Linked DNA regions of Homo sapiens: region 2 is linked to region 1. Evidence: chromatin loops called from intact Hi-C (ENCODE). Cell type or tissue: heart right ventricle. All regions are shown on one strand. Links, peaks and the distances in the headings refer to the core of each region. The heading gives the core; the rest is flanking DNA. Region 1 has its middle 70 kb from the start of LINC00456. Region 2 has its middle 6.8 kb from the start of RAP2A.

Region 1 (4,398 bases), core at 145-4,144:
GATGGAGGAGCCCAGGGGTGAGAATAAGCCAGTGGGTGGAGTTTCCCGCTGCTTAGCGGCTCCTTGAGGGGCCCATTCCATAGACATACACAGAGGGCCTCCTGCATGCCTCCCATGTGGGTCTCCTCACGCTCCTTCTCTCTGCCCCCCTGCACTGAAAGGACTCTGCAGGGCCCAGAACTTCAGGCTTCCTCATCTTGGTGCCTGCCTCCCGGGAGAAGCCACGGCTGCCTTCCTGATTGATAACACAGCGCTGACAAGACAAGTGCTGCTTTGGGTTCCAGTGGTCACAACCAAGCTATTCTTATGCTCCCCTCCTCATTGTTTCCACTCGTTCCTAATTGCACTTACGCAGAGGGCTCCAGAAGCAGTAAACAGACGGCCTTCTCCTATACTCACAATTAGCTAGAAGAATCCAGGTCAAGCTTTTCCAACCTGCAGCCCATGGGTGGCATGTGGCCCAGGACAGCTTTGAATGCAGCCCAACACAAATACTTAAACTTTCTTAAAACATTATGAGTTTGTTTTATTTTTTTAACATGTCAGCTATTGTTAGTGTTAGTGTATTTTATGTGTAGTTCAAAACAATTCTTCCTCTTCCAGTGTGGCCCAGGGAAGCCAAAAGATTGGACACCCCTGGTATGTGGTCTGTGATGCTCCCAACTAAGCAGATGTCATCTAGCATTAGTTTTAAGGCGTCAGGCCAGGTGTAGTGGCTCACACCTTGAGCCCAGGGGGGTTTCAAGGCTACAGTGAACTATGATGGCACCACTGCACTCCAGCCAGGACATCAGAGCAAGACCCTGTCTGTAAGGCGGGGGGAGCGGGGGAGCCAAACTAAGGGTGGGGCATTGTGGGGACTGCTCTTACTTCTAACACAATAACTATGAAATGAGTGAACTTCTGGGTTCTAGTCCTAATTGTGCCATCAGCTCTCGCATTCTTCACCTCCACCTCCATCCCCACTACATGCCCCAACCATACTGAATTTCATAAGAGCCCCAAATATACATCCCCACCTCCATTTGCACTGTCCCTCAATGTGTGAAGAGCCACTTACTACCTCACAGAGCAGAGCGCTCTATCTCTGACCCGGGCAGTTAATAATTACAACTTTCAAATTTCCTATCTTATTCGATGGGGAAAAGCCAACAGCAGTCACCCAGTGGGGGCTAGAGAACAACATTCCCATCTTAGGAGTCATAAGAATCAGAGAGAAGAAGTTTCGCCAAGTCCCTCCAGCTTCAACTCACCTGGCAACTAGTAACAAGCTAGTAAGGTTTAGGAGAAGGCCCGACTCCAAATCCCCTGTTCATTACAGGATTTGGAAATCTCGTTTTCTTGTGGCTTATGTTAATTAAACTTAAACCTATCTTTTAGAGCAAAACAAAACAAATACACTTACTCTTTCAAATATTGGCCTTCCAAATATTTGAATGGAGCTCCTGGGTGCCCTCCAGGGCTGCGCATCTCACACTTTAAAGTGTGTGGATAAGTCACCTGGGGGCTTGTGAAACTGCAGATTGGGATCCAGCAGTTCTGGGAGGGAGCGGGTGTAACAGACCCTGTCTACACTGCAGGAAACCCAGCCTCTACCTCCTCCCAAACCACTTTCAGAGGTCAAAAAAATTATGCAGTCTTTCGAATTAAATTGAAGACTTGCCACCTCCTTTTTATTTCATGTTCCCAGGCACTTACAAAAGTACCTGACTTACCTCAAGCACCGAATAAATCCTGTCGAATATGTCTGACAGAAGGAGGCAGAAACGGTCAAATTAAATACCTCCCCTTCCTCATCCCAGCCCCTTCCTTGGTTTAGAAAGGGCATCTGCTTCTGCCACGTCACTAAACTTATCTGAATATCGCCGTCATCATCTGTAAATTGGGAATAAAAATGACTCCTTTTGGGGCACTGGAGACATCAAACTGCGAGAAGACCATAAGCGTGGAAATGCTTAGCAAATGTCATGAGCGCCCCTCAAGTAAACCAGAACCAAACAAAGCAAAAACTAAAAAAAAATATGGACACATGGCAGTTGCCAAAACACTGTGTACTCACTTAAGTGAGGCAGGAAAAATGCTTCTACCGAAAAGAACACGGTGCAGGAAGAGCTCATTAGGCCTTCCCGAAGGGAACGCAGTAGCTTGCTGCTCGCCCGCAGGGCCGTGGGACCGCGCCGGGCGTCCTTTGCCGCCCTCTGCTGGACGGAACCCCCCACCCGCGCCCGCGTGTCTGGTCACAGCGCGCCGGCAGCGCCCAGGGGACCTGCGTCCTCAGCCAGCCGGTTATGTAACACCAGACTGCATCCAGAGCAGGCTTGCGAAGAGGAAATCACTGAGTTCATGACGCATCGATTCAAGCTGATAAGAGGAGGGGAGGGCAAGAAAATATTGTGTCTTTCCAACGTTCGAGGTGCTAATGAATTTAATCTGCAGAGGAGCCCTAAAAAGCAAGGAGGGTCATTCTTGTTTTGTGGCGGAGCAAAGTGAGGCTCAGGGGGGACTGGATAAATTACCGAGGGGAACATGGCTTACTGAGTGGCCCGACCAGGTTTTGAATTAGGGCCATTTTGATTACAGATACCAGGTTTCTATACCTGAGTCTGCCGTTAATTAGCTATGGGAGCGGGACCCACCCACTTAGCCGTGTGGGGTCCTGGTGTTCTTTGTTTGCGGAGAGAGGGGTTGATGGAGGTGACCCTGAAGGTTCATTTCAGCTCTCACATTCTGAGCCAAGCCTTTTTTTTTTTTTTTCATGTGCCGTTGTTGTGTAGAAATAAATTGTTGGATAATCCCCCCGCCCACCCCCGGCGGTGGAACCACACATTTCTCATCAAGCAAGACAGCACCAAGCATGCCAGGGGCCCTGCCAAAGGCTACCTGGCTTCCATCCTCTCCAAAATGATCTACAGGCTTAGAGCTGTGGTCTCTGAACAAACTTTCATGTTTTAAAGATCCTACCATGGGTGAAATATATCAAAGGGTCAGCCTTGCCTGCCCAAGATACGTCATTTATGTTGCAGAGAAAGGAATATTACAAATTAAGCATGTTTATCCTATGCTCATCAGGGTCCAGGAGAGAGAGATGCACATTTGTACATTCTCCAGGGTGAGTCCCTGAGGTTCCACTTAATGAGCTGGTGGGGTCATTTATCCCTTATTAAGCAGACTAACTCTCAATCTGAACCTTCCCTCAAAAAGTTTTAGTTTGATTCCTCTCTGATATAAAGAGAGTGGACACTTTAGTCTTGTCTAGTCTGGATACTGACTTACAACATGCTTCTGCTTCATTGGAAACTTCAGCTCAGGAAATACTTTAAGGTTCCCCCTCTCCACCTCTTGTGGGGCTATGAAGCATCTCTCCCTCTCAATTTAACTGGAAATTTCAAAGTTTAAAAATGCACACACTGGAAAGCACCGTAGACATTATATGATATAATTCTCTTATTTTATGGCTGTCAATCAGGGCTATTTGTTCACTAAGGACATTTCTCTAGAAACAATAAAAAGATGACTGAGCATCTTCTCCCAGACTTTGGATGGTACCTTACATGCATTGGCAGGAAGCCACAAAGAAAGCTGAGTCAGCGCAGAATCAGGGCAGCCAACAGAAAGTTAGGATTCAGCCTGTTTATCACATTCGCCAGCTAAAAAAAGTCAGGTCTAGGGCCAAAAATACATGAGCCCCTTTCCCAGAGCTCTTCCCCTAGAAAAATATCACACCTTGAGAGCTACTCTGGTCTCATGGAAACACCATACCTCGCATTACCTAAGAAGGCCCAAGCGACGTCCATCTCTAAAAAGATGATAAAATACCCATCAAGCCTCCTTAGTCAGAGGCAGCCACGTTGCAGCCAGAGACCGAATCTGGCAGGGTTTCCAGACTTATAGTACACGCCAAGCATAATTTAATGTGAGTATGATAAACAGTGATGGATCACTGACAGTCTGCGATGCTGTCAGGGCAAGGGTTCCCCACCATTCTGATATTGCAGCAAGATACCAGGAGGCCAGCTCCATCCCCCGAATGCTGTCATGCTAGCCCAGAGAAAACTCCTATTCCTATTCACTTCAAAATAATAACAATAATAATCATTTCTCTTTATTTTTGGTCCCCTTCACCATTTTCTCTGTTAACTTAGAACCTCTGTGGTTTGACTTTTATATCATACCATCCAGAGAAGAAACTATGTAAGAATCAAGTTGGGCCAACAGGCAGTGTTTCTTCTTCAGCTGAGGAATGTGCAGCCCCCGAGGGCTTGGGCAGGAGAGGACAGGAGGGATTGTCACGAAGTCCCAGGATGAACTTGGCCCATGTTCCAGGAGCACTTTTTTTTTTTTTTTTTTTCTGATACAGAGTTTCCCTCTTGTCACCCAGACTGGAGTGCAATGGCACAA
Region 2 (4,398 bases), core at 174-4,173, 320 kb before region 1:
AGCTGGTGTCTTTCAATTTAAGTGTGTGTTGGTAAGGTTTTCTGCATCTTACAGCAAAATACATCCCACCTGTTAACAAAAAGTATGAGGGATTCCAGCCAAAATCGGGCTTTAAAAAATCAGCAAGCATTTGTGAGCACTTTCATTTCACTAATATCTGAACGATAGTTCAAAGATACTATAATATTAATTGAGTAATTACTGTGTATATTTTTTAGGCTCTGGGGATAAAACAATAAGCAATTAGCCAAAAGAGCTTGTATTCTAGCAGGAGAGACAGATATTAAGCAACCAATTACATGTTTATATTATAAAATAATGGTTATGCTTAAAACTAATAAGGAAAAATCAGGAATTAGAAAGGGTATATAGTAATTATATAAATAATAAAATATTACAAAATATATAACTAAATAACTGAATGAAATTACAAAAACAAACACTTTCCAAGTAAATGAGAATGAAATGTATAGTTTTTACTGACATTCCCAGAGGTCGAGAGAAACAGTAAATTGGAGTAGGTTAGTCCAGGAGAGTTGTCTGAAGCAAATTAATATTGTATCAGGTTTTGAAGGAAGTGGCGAAAGGACAGGCTAGATGGGGCAGAAGAGAGCACTCTAGATGTAAGGAACCAGAAGAGCAAAGGAAGAAAGCAGGAATGAAGTAAGAGTGAATGAGGGAAATACCAGAATCACTTGATTTTTTAAATTCCCTGTAGCAACAGCATTCTAGGGGCATCTCTCAGAGAAAAAGACAGAAAGATGCCAGAAGTCTCAAAGCAAGATTATTTAAAGGTATAAAAATAATATAGGAGAAAAATACAGAAGACAAAGTAGGAGTACAAGAGTGCATTTGAAATTAAGGCGTCATTCAAAATAATGAATAATTTATAATGTGGGCGTCAAAAGAGTTGTCATAAGAAGTAATTATGGATTTAAGGGCATCAAGAAGGAGGGATTCAAACTTTCACAAATAGAAATAGAAGGAAACATGAGGAGTGGCAAAAAATGAAGACAGGTAGAAAAACAGTTTTTGCTTGTTATTTTTCCATGATAGCTGTTATTGACATGCATTATGTAGAAATGAATGGAATTTGTTTGAAAAGAAAAATTTCAATAGAGCAGTAATACATAAAGGTAGGCTTTTTGGTAAATAGTGTAATTTAAAATGTTTTCACTAGAATGCCTTTTTGTACCTTCCTGTAGGAAAATCTTTTCAACAAAAAAAGCTGTAAGTCATAATAAGTTACAGATTAGCAAAGCATTTTTGAAATAAAAAAAAACCCATAGATGTGCCAAATGTAATAGTAGAGCAACAATAATAAATATTTGTAATAAAAATCAGAACTTGTTAGGCATTATGTGGTTTCTGGTCAAATATGGTTGTACTAATTTTTCTAATGCTATTTTCTGTACAAATATAAGAATTTTTTAAATTAAGCTATGGTAGGTATATGAACACATCTTGATATTACTGGAGGTAGGATTTACCACTCACTTTTTGTGACCCCAAGTGTAACCCTGAACAGACTTCTGTCTTAACACCAATAACACATGATTGCACTGTCTTCTCCAGTGACTGGGGAAAGGGACAGTGCTTTGTTCATTTTTGCTTTACCAGCATTCAGCACATCGCCTAAAAACAATTGTGGGAATTCATAAAATGTTTGTAAATAAATGAGCAATTGAGTGGACTATAATGTTGCTTCTAAAAACCCTGGGTTTTGAACACAGAGAAGATGAGAATAAAAGGAAAGGAATAAGGATTTTCCCCAAATCAAGGTGAGGTTGATGTAAATGTCCTCCAAAGTTGGTCTAATCTCCAAAGAAGCTTGTATCTCAAAAACAGTAAGTCTCCAACAGGCAAAGTCAATGGCAGTTTGTAGACCTGGAATTTAGGAGTGCCAGGAAAGATCTGAAAAATCATGTCTTCTATCAACTGACTGTTGTCTGAAATTCTGCACTTAGGTTTTAGTCTTTTGATGTAAAAGTTATTTTTTTCCAATTAAAATGTAAGTAGGAGATATACAGTTAAATTGTACCATCAGTCTGTCAACTTCGGGGCATGCAACTATGCTTACCTGGATGAAAAAGAAAATGAAGAAAGTAAAATAGAAGAACGTAGTTTAAATTGGGGGATAAGTCATGGCATGAGTATGTGCCCAGAGCGAGTATAAGAAGGCCATGGAAATCCACTGTATTTTTGTCATACACTTATTAATTTGTTTCAATAAGGTTAATCACTCCACATGGTGTAACAAGAAAAATAACAGCCTTTACAATTACTAGATTCTTAAACTTATTTCAAATACTTTTTAATTTTTATGAGATTATAAGAATTTTTTAAACTTTGAAGCTGCATGCCTTGTCTGATTCCTTCCATTTCTCTTCTGCTTCTCACATTATTGTGTTCAGCAATGGTTTGGAGGCATCTTGGGGAAGACAGAGCAGAGTTATGGTGTAAGGACCATCCAACTCTTCTCAGCAGCCATCCAGTTATCTTGTCAAGGGAAGTTACTCATCCTGCTCTCTAGAATTATCTCCTCAAAAATCGGTTTCCTGCTTTTCACAGAACAGTACACCATCTTTTACTATTATCCTAATTAATGCTTCTCACACAGCCTTACAAAATATTAGTCACTTAATTATTAACCACATTCATTGGGCTGCACTAGTTGAAAAAGATGTCTTGTTTACTTAGTCAAAGCGCTGTCTCTGTGCAATGGCATTGATGGTGAAATTGATCAGAGTCTACGTTTGAATGAGAGAAGCTGAGGGAGACATTTCAGAAATAGTAAGCCTTTTTATTTCCTTGGTGTACCAGGTAGTCAAGGAAAGTTAAAGTATTTTTTTATACTTTGTCTTGATTACATTCTTTTGGGGACTGGTCTCTGGTGTTAGGTTTTTAATAAAGATTTTGGCCATTTTCCATGCAAACTAATGTTTCCAATGAAAAGATACAACATTGCATGTAAATTACCTAAGAAATATTAATCTGTCAATGTAATTAAATTATATAAGCAACAATTAGTTTCAAAGCTGGAATGGATTAAGTCAGTTCTATACTGCACACTGACAAAGTGAAAGGAACTAAAATGGACAAATTGTGGTGCTGTAAGGTTATGATTCTTAAGATTTTTATATTAAAGTTGCAGAGTTTCAAAGTGCTCAGTGCTGCTCTTTACATTAGGGCTGTAGACTCTCTTAAGCCCGAGGATTCTATCTGGATATGTGATTGATAGGGTGGAGGCTGGGCTGAGGCTTAGTAAGACATTTAACCATGCTTTGTATAATACTCCTTAAATGTTGGCTCTCACAAACATAGAAATAGCGAACATTAACTAGCTCTCTGTTTCAATGTCTACCATCTACCTGTCAACTTAAAATCATGAAATCTATAAATTTGGAGAGGAGAGCTTTATTTCTTACCAAGAGTTGCAGCCAGCAGGGTGGCCATCCTAACTGGCTGGGAAGTGTAACCTCAGGCAGAGACCAAAAGCAAGTTATTCAAGGGAGGATGAGATAGGAATTTATGCTGAATGGATTGGCCAAGTATATTTATTTAACAGATTGTAGGAGGAGCTATACATATCCATGAAGAGGGGGCATGTGCATGAATAGTAAGCAAACATGGATGTTACATGCATCCCTTGTTCACTTTGGGGTGCAGACTTCACATTTAAATGCATTCCAATTAAGCCCTATATGTCAAAAGGTGAAGCAGGGACAGGAAGGCACTCAGTGCTCAGCCTCTGTAAACCAGACAGAACCAGAAGATGGTCAGTGGTCTCTTATCAGGAGAAAGTTACTGAAATCAGTCTTTTATCCAATCAAAGCTGTAGCTGTGGCTTGTGGAACAGAGGGGTCAGTTAGTCAGCATCTGGTGCTCAGTGAGCTACGATTGTTTCAATACTGCTTATCTTGAGGCCAGTGCTTGTTTAGCTGCTAGAGAATAAGAAAAACCTGTGGCAATTAGAGCATAGTTTATTCTATAAGGGTAGGGGTACGTGACTTCAGCTTTTTCTGGCATGGCCTTAGGTCTCATTTATTATTTGGTACTTTATTGCCACAAGGAGTCTGTTCCATTAGTCTTATGATCTCTATTTTAACATATCTATTTTGTTTTTTTCCTCCACTTGATTCCAGAAGGACTAAAGTACATTTCATAAATACATACAAGATAAATAAAAATAAGAAAACCTTCAATAAAAATGATCTATATTAATACATTTCCAGTTTTAGGGTCAAATAGATTGTTTCAAGAAACCTTAACATTATCTATTCAAAATAAGTTTTTTCAGAAACTGTGTTGCACATTGGTGTACATCTCTTTAAATAGATTTCACCTTGGCATTCACACTTTGTCTGGCTCTGTGTGTGTTAGGGTTGGGGTAGGGGG

Evidence for each region. A loop is a pair of places that touch in the nucleus more often than their neighbours do. Peaks named below come from ENCODE experiments on the same cell type or tissue, not always from the same donor. Only the 100,000 strongest peaks of a DNase experiment are listed, where the experiment ranks them.
Region 2: it touches region 1 in a loop (3-fold over the local background); 32 of 110 quality-filtered maps call a loop at or near these places.

What each region holds. Positions count from the first base shown.
Region 1 is chr13:97,107,887-97,112,284 of GRCh38, reverse strand. No RefSeq gene overlaps it. Among named protein-coding and RNA genes, the nearest start is that of LINC00456, 70 kb to the left of the region's middle. RefSeq lists a silencer at 2,103-2,282. In heart right ventricle, for the core only: a CTCF peak has its summit at 2,201 (motif pointing left); a DNase peak (open chromatin) is centred at 2,224; H3K4me3 peaks cover 504 bases; H3K27ac peaks cover 1,317 bases.
Region 2 is chr13:97,425,212-97,429,609 of GRCh38, reverse strand. No RefSeq gene overlaps it. Among named protein-coding and RNA genes, the nearest start is that of RAP2A, 6.8 kb to the left of the region's middle. In heart right ventricle, for the core only: no CTCF peak of the experiment used is centred there; no DNase peak of the experiment used is centred there.